3 separate regions of the Homo sapiens genome follow, and all the other regions are linked to region 2. A link is a contact called in ENCODE Hi-C or POLR2A ChIA-PET data. All regions are on one chromosome and are shown on one strand. Each heading gives the region's core, a stretch centred on a gene start or an enhancer-like site at or near the end of the contact. The rest is flanking DNA. Distances are from core to core; before and after follow the strand shown. Region 1 holds the start of CHFR (checkpoint with forkhead and ring finger domains). Region 2 holds the start of ZNF268 (zinc finger protein 268). Region 3 has its middle 17 kb from the start of CHFR-DT.

Region 1 (2,700 bases), core at 7-2,506, 290 kb before region 2:
GCACATTATAAGGGGTGAAATTAACCAAAAAAAAAAAAAAAATTGCTTCCAAACAGCAAATATTTCCCATCCTCGCTCCTTTTTAGAGTATAATGTCGGAGCTAATTCATTAATTTTCAGACAAACTAAACATTTTTGTTGACAGGACCAGCGCATTTCTCTCCCCATACAAAGGCTTCAGAGGAAATCAAACAACCAGATGGTCACTTGGGAGACTGGAGGCAGTGAATGTGGAGGCTGAGGGAACTTTCTCTCACCCGTTGTATGACTTTGTTCAAGTTTTTAGCTTTCCAGGTTTATTAAATAAATAAATATTCTAGGGGCTGGGACTTGAGATCTTTTTTAATATAAGCACTACAGCTATAAATTTCCCTCTGAGTACTGCCTTGGCTGCATCCTAAATACCTTTTGGTGTATTCTATTTTTGTTTCATTTGTCTCAAAACAAGGTCCCCGTTGTAAAGACTTATTTGACCCACCGGTTGCTTTAAGAGTGTGGTGTTTCATGTCCACATATCTGTGAATTTTCCACTTTTCCTTCTATTATTTTTAATTTCGTTCCATTACAGTCAGAAAAGATACTCTGTACGGCAACGAACGTGACAATATTGCATTCTGGAGAGTATATGAACACAACTAACTTATACAGTTGTAACGAAGGCTAAATGATGTGCGTGAATCATGCGCAAGAATCGGTGGGCAGAACACCGAATAAATACCAGTTCTTACATGACATTTCACTCCACGGAAAAATCTGGAGCGCACACTGCACCGCCGCCCGTGTGGCCTGCCCGCAACCCGGTGGCTCTGCCCGGCCCCGGCCCCCGGCCCCGGCCTCAGCCCCGCACCTCGTCTCCGCCCGATGGTCCACTCCCGCTTCCTCAGGAGGACGTGCGGCTCGCCCTCCTCCGCGCCCAGACGCAGGAGCCGTCCCCAGGGCTGCGGCGGCGGCGACTGCTTGCCTTCCTCGGGCCGCTCCATCGGGATTCACATCTGCGGAGACCCCGGAAACGCCCATGGAGACTCCCGACCCCAGAGGCCGAGACTCGGCGCCCGCCCCACCCCGCGGGCCCCGGCCCGGCCGCCCGCGCCCACGCAGCCCCGCAGCCCGGCCTGGACGCCGGCGGGCGCCCCCTCCCACGGCCGCAACCAGGTCCCCCTTCGCCGCCCGCCGCAGCCCCCTCGCCAGCCGCGCTTACCCCCGCCCCGCGCCGAACCCGGAACCGGCTGCGCCGCCGCCGCTGTCAAGAGACATTGCGGCTCCCTCAGCTGATCCGCGGGGCGGGGCCAGAGGCCTCTGCGCCCCGCGATTGGCTGGCGGCGGCGCTCACCAAGAGCGGCAGCTAAAGCGGAGCCGGGAGTGGCCCGCGAGAGTAGGCGCGTGGAGGGCGCTCGGCCATCTTTGATCCTGACCAGGCGACTTCGTCGCCTGCGGATCACGGAAGTGGCTGCGGTCGGCGCCATGTTATGTTGGGGCAGAAGGGACGGGGAACTTCCGGATTGGAAGCCCCAAGGATTCTGAGAGCCCCGCTAATCTGGGGATGACTCCTAGGAGTAGAAGACGGTCCATCTTAGTTGTCACGAGGTAGTGCACGTGGGGACCCTTTCGGGTACAGTTGCACACAGTGGATCACACAGATCCGAAGTCTGAGGCACAGGGCGCGGTCCGCGAGTGGGAGCGGCTGCTTGTGGGCAGGGTGGACGCGGGGCCACGTCTTGGCCGGCGTTTTGCGGGGTCTTCCTGTTCTGAACGCGCGTAACTTTTGCCTCAGTATCTCACTTCTTGGAATCCGGCGGCGTTCACGTGTGTGCTCCAGAGAAGGGCGCCAGAGGGTATTCCCTGAAAGTGAAAGGTCGGCGAAAGAGGAGTAAAGACGGCGAGACGCGTCCACGCAGGGGGAGTCTGTGCGGTTTGGAGGAACGCGCCAATGTCTGCACTCATGAGGAGCCCCCAAGGGCGGTTTTAAGAGGGTGAAGCAGGACCGGGCGCAGTGACTTACGCCTGTAATCTAAGTGCTTTGGAAGGCCTAGGCAGGAGGATCTCGAGCCCAGGAGTTCGAGATTAGCCTGAGACCTCATCGCTACCAAAATAAATAAAGTAGGCATCCATTTGTGTAAAACAAACCATATATACACACATATATACATATATAAACATTTGTATATATAGGTATAGGCATAGTTATCTATACCTTGTAAACCAAAAATAAAATTGTAAGCCTCCCCAACCAACTGAATGAACTGAGTCTCTCAACGCCAAAGTTAATCTGAAAAACCAGTTCAGTCCCTGATGGGAAGCAGGGTTTGGATATGTCCCATTATACTGTCCTCCCTTTGGAATTCAGGTATAACTGACCAGCGTCGACGTTAAAACAGACAACTTAAGGCTGACCAAACGGTCTGTAGCATTAAGATACATCACATGACAAATAGCAGGCCCTGGAAGAAAACGAAGTATTTTACCCTGACATGTATTTATTTAACATAGTTTTACGTAGCCCTGCAAAACTGTCTCCTGGGGGAAATCTACTTTGTAGAGAATCTCCTTCCTTTTCCACATCTTTTCCTGATCCAGGAGAGAATGTAAGACTCTGGCACCTTTTTAACTCTGATAAGAAAAGTTTACCATCTATTCTCTCTGAAGCCTGCTGCCTGGAGCGGCATCTGCATTAGAATGGCCAGAGTGGTGGTGCTCAAGCCT
Region 2 (2,716 bases), core at 143-2,642:
TGGAGAATTCTCAAAGAACTAAAAATAGAATTACCATTTGATAAAGCAATCCTGTTACTGAGTATCTACCCAAAGGAAATCATTATATATATAAAAAAAATACCTGCACTCATATGTTTATCACAGCACTATTCACAATATCACAGGTATGGAATTAACCTAAATGTCCATGAATGGATGAATAAAGAAAATGTGTTATATATACACAATGGAATACTATTCAGCCATAAGAAAGAATGAAATTGTCTTTTGCAGCATCATGGATGGAACTAGTGGCCACTATCTTCAGTGAAACAACTCAGGCACAGAAAGAAAAACACATGTTTTCACTTTAAGTATGAGCTAAAGGATATGTACACATGGATGTAGAGTGTGGGATGATAGACAATGAAGACTCAAAAGGTGTGGGGGGGTTTCAGGGATAATCATAAATTACCTGACTGGTACAATGCATATAACGTACTATAGGGCGTGGATACCTTAAAAGCCTTGACATCACCACTACACAACTGATGCATGTAACAAAATTACACTTGTACCTCATAAATTTATAAAAGTTTTTAAAAGCCAAAAACAAAAGAATTCTAGAAAACTTGTATCTGCCTCTGTGAATGTCACCTCTTCCCAATACTTAAGATCAATAATGATTAGTGGATATTTTCCGTTGGTGCAAAAGTAAGTAATTGCGGCTTTTGCCATTAAAGTAAACCAATATTTTCCAACTGGCCAATACATGATGTTACGAAATCATGCGTGATAAAAGAATCCATTCAAAGTGCAGTGTAGACCAACGGATTTTATGTAATAGAGTAGAAAAAGTTCATCTACGTGGTTTCAGATTGTACACTAACAAAACTATCCCTTGTTCGACTTGTATCTTTATATACTTTAACAAAAACAACATACGCAACAGATTAAACATAGAAGCAGATATGAGAATCCAGCTTTCTAGTAAGTCAGAAAAGACTTAAAAAGCGAAGCCACTCCTTACTAAATTTTTTCTTTTGTAAAATATATGTAATTTTCATTAAAATATTATTTATGTTAACATGTAATGGGAATTTTACGAATCTGTTATTAAAGTGTAAAGCAAAATAAGACTTTTACCATTTCAGTAAAGCAGGGACTAGAACACTTGTAACCTAATTTACATCCCTCCAACCGTTGAGCCATTGGTGTCAAGTATTTTAATTCTCTTTAAAATTTAAAACCTGCAAGCGCGGGAGCTCAGGGACCTGGCCAGGAAGGCCTGAGCTTCCGGGTCATCTTAGCACGCCCCCTCCCGGTGGCCCTTGGCCGGAGCCCTCCGGCGCGGGAGTAACTCCTCGCAGAGGCCTCTGGGAGTTGTAGTTTTTTTGCCTTTGCCTCTCCATGACGCAATTCCTGTGCGACATACGTAGCGGCCGCCATTGTTCCGCGCCGATGGCGAGATCCTTGTTCCTCAGATAGCGTTCATCGCCCGTCGTGGTCAACGGGCCAGCCGAGTCTGGAGTGGTTGCGAACCCTTCTGGCTGCAGATCTGGAGGTGGAGGCAGTACCCTGGACTCTATTCTGCTGCCCCTTCAGGGTTTGGAGGAGCCGGAGGTGCGGAATTCCTCCGGTTTCAAGGCGGCGGGACGGGACAGAACTAATCTGCCTTAGCTCTCTCCTGCTGCTGACCCGGGGCGGTTGCCTGACCCTAACCTGTGTGTTGGTGAGGGTGTGGAGATGGTGAATCCCGTGCTGTGGGAGGGAAGGAGCCTCAGCTCCGAGAATGGCAGGCAGCCCTGGTGCCTCGGACCCTCCCCCTCTGGGTTTGGGGACTGCTGGGTGACCTCTTTCTTCACTGTGCTCTCTCTTCTAGCATCCCTCGCGTCCTGTCACTTCCAGCGAGGCACACAAAACTGACCGTAGGGATGGCCACCAGGGTCCGGACAGCTTCTATTTGGGTGAGTAGGGGTTTTCTTTCATTCTTGAAAAGCTCTCCCTGAATGCCAACGTGTGCGCACTCCATCTACTCCAGTCTGAATTTGCCAGGAGCTTTCTCACCCCACCGCTCTTTTAGGCAACTGGATCGTCATTTATAGCATGTTAGACTTTCCAGAAATGCTTCTTGTCATCCGACTTCCTTTTTTCCTCCTTTCATCAATCTCTTTTCTAACAACTTTGTACGCTGAACTTTGGAGTTAAACAAGGGATACTCACACATCTTTCAGTTTTTTCAGCCTTTATTTACTGAGGGCCTTCTGTATCTGGGATCTTTAAACCTTATTTTGGAAATTACAAACTTTTTTATTCACTTGTTCAACATTTTTTTTTATTGTATTTTGTTTGCTGGACCCTGGGGCAGGTGCTAAAAATGCAAAGATGGGTTGCTTATCATCCCTGTCTTGAAGAACAGTGGTCTAGGAATGGTGGATAAGAAAGACAATGACAAGTTAATGAGTGCTCTGGGAGCAGGCTGTGGAAATACACGGAGACATGCAGGAATGGGTCAGTTTTGGAAGTAAGGACACCCCCTAACCCCTTACTCCCAAATGCTTCAATGATTAAGAGATTCTTAACCTTAGGTTTGAAAGATGACAAACCTAAAGTAGACAAAGGATTAAAACCAGCCTAGGAAAAAGAAGTAACGTGCAAATTTGAGAGGCTTGAAATGACCTCATGTGGTGAACTTTGGGCACTTTAGGGTTGCTAAAATGTTGAGTTTAATGGTGATAGTAGAGTTATATTAAAA
Region 3 (2,944 bases), core at 297-2,796, 280 kb before region 2:
TTGCATGGATTTCCTCCCAGAACAATCCTGATTAAGGAAACACCAGGTGCTCTCTGTTTCCCGCTGCCAACCCCTCTGTGAAGGGAAATGCCTAAAACAGATCTCACTCCGAGATCTTTACTTTCCAGAGAAAGTAAAGAATAACGCATGGGAACATTCCAGAACATGAGGGAATCTCTGCTTATGAATTTAAGGAAAGTGTCTCTGGTGGACGTGGAGAAAAGGGAACCCTCATACACGGTTGGAAGGAATGTAAATTAGTACAACCACTACCGAGAACTGTTTGGAGGTACCTCAGAAAACTAAAAATTGAGCTACCACAAGCTCCAGCAATCCCTGATGGCTAGATACCGGAAAGGGAATCAGCATGTCTAAGAGATGTCTGCACTGCCATGTTTGCTGCAGCACTGTTCACAACAGCCAAGATTTGGAAGCAACCTAAATGTCCATCAACAGATGAATGGATAAGAAAATGCGGCGCCTGTAATCCCAGTACTTTGGGAGGCCCAGGCGGGCGGATCATGAGGTCAGGAGATCGAGACCATCCTGGCTGACACGGTGAAACCCCCGTCTCTACTAAAAATACAAAAAATTAGCCGGGCGTGGTGGCGGGCGCCTGCAGTCCCAGCTACTGGAGAGGCTGAGACAGGAGAATGGCGTGAACCCGGGAGGTGGAGGTTGCAATGAGCTGAGATCGCGCCACTGCACTCCAGCCTGGGCAACAGAGCGAGACTCCGTCTCAAAAAAAAAAAAAAAAAAAGAAAGAAAGAAAGAAAATGCGGCGCATGGCGGGGCACAGCGGCTCATGCCTGTAATCTCAGCACTTTGGGAGGCCGAGGCGGATGGATCACAAGGTCAGGAGTTCAAGACCAGCCTGGCCAAGATGGTGAAACCCCATCTCTACTACAAATACAAAAATTAGCTGGGCGTGGTGGCGGGAGCCTGTAATCCCAGCTACCCTGGAGGCTGAGGCAGGAGAATCGCTTGAACCCGGGAGGCGGCGGTTGCAGTGAGCCGAAACCACCTCCAGCCTGGGCGACAGAAACAGACTCTGTCTCAGAGAAAAAAAAAAAAAAAGCGAAAAAACGTTATTTATTTATTTATTTATTTAGAGACGGAGTCTTGCTCAAGTTGCCCAGGCTGGAGTGCAATGGCACGATCTCGGCTCACTGCAACCTCGGCCACCCAGGTTCAAGCAATTCCCCTGCCTCAGCCTCCTGAGTAGCTGGGATTACAGGCGCGCGGCACCACGCCCGGCTAATTTTTGTATTTTTAGTAGAGACTGGATTTCACCTTGTTGGCCAGGCTGGTCTGGATATCCTGACCTCATGATCTACCCGCCTCGGCCTCCCAAAGTGCTGGGATTACAGGCGAGAGCCACCGCGCCCGGCCTATAAAAACATTTTTAAAAAAGGACAATGACTCTAGAGATTCCCCGGCAGAGTTCCTCTGGGAAGCTTTTCCTCACCGAAGACGCGGCCTCAAGTCATCCCCAAGCCGGGGCTCCTGGGTGGCTTCTCAGGAAGCCAAGCTCCCTCACCCTGTGGCGACGCCGCGGGCGGAATGCGCATGCGCGCCACGAGCCACAATCGTAGGGTTGGGCGCGCCCTGCCGGCCACCAGGGGCAGCGCAGGAGCTGAGCGCACCCCATCAGCGAAAGAAGCGCGCCTCCCCGCTCTTTTCTGAACCGTATCTCCTAAACTATAATTTTGGAGATCAAAAGTGCGGTGGAGCCTCCTCTTCTGTGGCTTGATAGGAGTGGGGGAGGTAACAAGAAGCAAAAGTACAAAGCCAATATATTAAAGTCAACTGAAACTGGAAAACTTTAAAGGCCTACCGTTTGCAATAAAACAACAAAAAGAAATCCTTGGATACAACAAATCCAAGAAATCCTTGCTCTAACAAAATATGAAACCATCTGTATCCAGAAAACTATGAAACACTATTAAAAGAAAACGTAGGCCGGCGCAGTGGCTCACACCTGTAATCCCAGCACTCCGGAAGGTCCGGAGCACAGAGGGCTCGCCTGAGGTCAGGAGTCCAGAGGAGCCTGGGAAATATGGCCAAGCCCTGTCGTTACTAAAAATACAAAAATTAGACTGGCTTGGTGGTGTGCGGCTGTAGTCCCGGCTACTCGGGAGGCTGAGATGGAAGGATGGCTTGAGCCCTGGAGAGGGAGGTTGCAGTGAGCCATGATGGGGCCACTGCACTCCAGCCGGGGGAACAGAGGGAGACTCTATCTTAAGGGAGGGAGGGAGGGAAGGAAGGAAGGAAAGGAGGGACGGAAAAGAAAGAGAGAGAAAGAGAGAAAAAAAAGGAAAACATAACCGGAGCATACTCCTTTTTCATTATTGTAGTCACAATATTGCTAAGATGTCAATTCTTCCCAACTGTAGAGTTGGTGCCGCTCCGACAAAAATCCCCGCAATTAATTTCGTAGATGTTGACAAACTGTTTGTAAACCTAGAATTGTAAATACAACCCTGAATAATAATGAACTTGAAGAACTCAACTTCCAAATCCAAAACTTCTAAAAGCTACCAAAAGAGCACTATCTTTGCAAAAGAATGGGCATTCTTTCACATGAACAATATCATTTTATCTTATTTTTAATTTTTTTTCAGGGTGTTGCTGTCACCCAGGCTGGAGTGCACTGGCACCATTATAGCTCACTGAAGCCTCGAATTCCTAGGATCAAGGGATCCTCCCACCTCAGCCTCCTGAGTAGCTGTTACTATAGGTGCCACCACGCCTGGCTGGAACAATATCATTTAAACTAAGCTTACATAGAATGTATTAATAATACAATCACAGGCAAGGACCCTTGCTTCAAACGTGTTAGGAAGCTGCAGAATTGAGGCCAGCCAAAACAGAGAGATTAAATCACATACATTTCTAGCTTTAATTTTCTTCCTATTTTCGCAGATCATGATTTTCATAATGA

The links. Hi-C counts contacts between places; a loop is a spot of excess contacts on that map. ChIA-PET counts read pairs that join two places held with the same protein, here RNA polymerase II (POLR2A). Pooled maps may share reads with other maps.
Region 1: a loop to region 2 is called in a map of naive thymus-derived CD4-positive, alpha-beta T cell, with 24 times the contacts of the local background. The contact joins the promoter of CHFR here to the promoter of ZNF268 in region 2. A Hi-C loop is called at or near these places in 3 of 168 maps with a recorded cell type or tissue (CD4-positive, alpha-beta memory T cell and naive thymus-derived CD4-positive, alpha-beta T cell), 14 of 37 single-sample maps with no recorded cell type and 16 of 50 pooled maps. POLR2A ChIA-PET finds 5 or more read pairs at or near these places in 2 of 52 experiments (CD4-positive, alpha-beta T cell and activated B cell).
Region 3: a loop to region 2 is called in a pooled map, with 2.5 times the contacts of the local background. The contact joins the enhancer-like site here to the promoter of ZNF268 in region 2. A Hi-C loop is called at or near these places in 4 of 168 maps with a recorded cell type or tissue (B cell, CD4-positive, alpha-beta memory T cell, naive thymus-derived CD4-positive, alpha-beta T cell and 1 more), 8 of 37 single-sample maps with no recorded cell type and 13 of 50 pooled maps. POLR2A ChIA-PET finds 5 or more read pairs at or near these places in 3 of 52 experiments (A549 and activated naive CD4-positive, alpha-beta T cell).

Annotation. Positions count from the first base shown.
Region 1 is chr12:132,886,349-132,889,048 of GRCh38, forward strand. CHFR (checkpoint with forkhead and ring finger domains) reads right to left here and starts at 1,257. Exons shown (of 18, transcript NM_001161346.2): 1 at 1,199-1,257; 2 at 848-992. The coding sequence starts at 980. It overlaps CHFR-DT (CHFR divergent transcript), which reads left to right and starts at 1,494. Exons shown (of 2, transcript NR_110919.1): 1 at 1,494-1,584; 2 at 1,772-2,223. RefSeq lists a silencer at 1,114-1,233 and enhancers at 1,304-1,713, 2,050-2,700.
Region 2 is chr12:133,180,103-133,182,818 of GRCh38, forward strand. It overlaps ZNF268 (zinc finger protein 268), which reads left to right and starts at 1,393. Exons shown (of 6, transcript NM_003415.3): 1 at 1,393-1,584; 2 at 1,844-1,928. The coding sequence starts at 1,896. RefSeq lists enhancers at 1,111-1,635, 1,231-1,540, 1,581-1,780.
Region 3 is chr12:132,903,330-132,906,273 of GRCh38, forward strand. No RefSeq gene overlaps it. Among named protein-coding and RNA genes, the nearest start is that of CHFR-DT, 17 kb to the left of the region's middle. Within about 2 kb of position 1,547, at least 2 of the 41 ENCODE cell types and tissues checked have a DNase peak (open chromatin) inside an H3K27ac peak, as active enhancers do.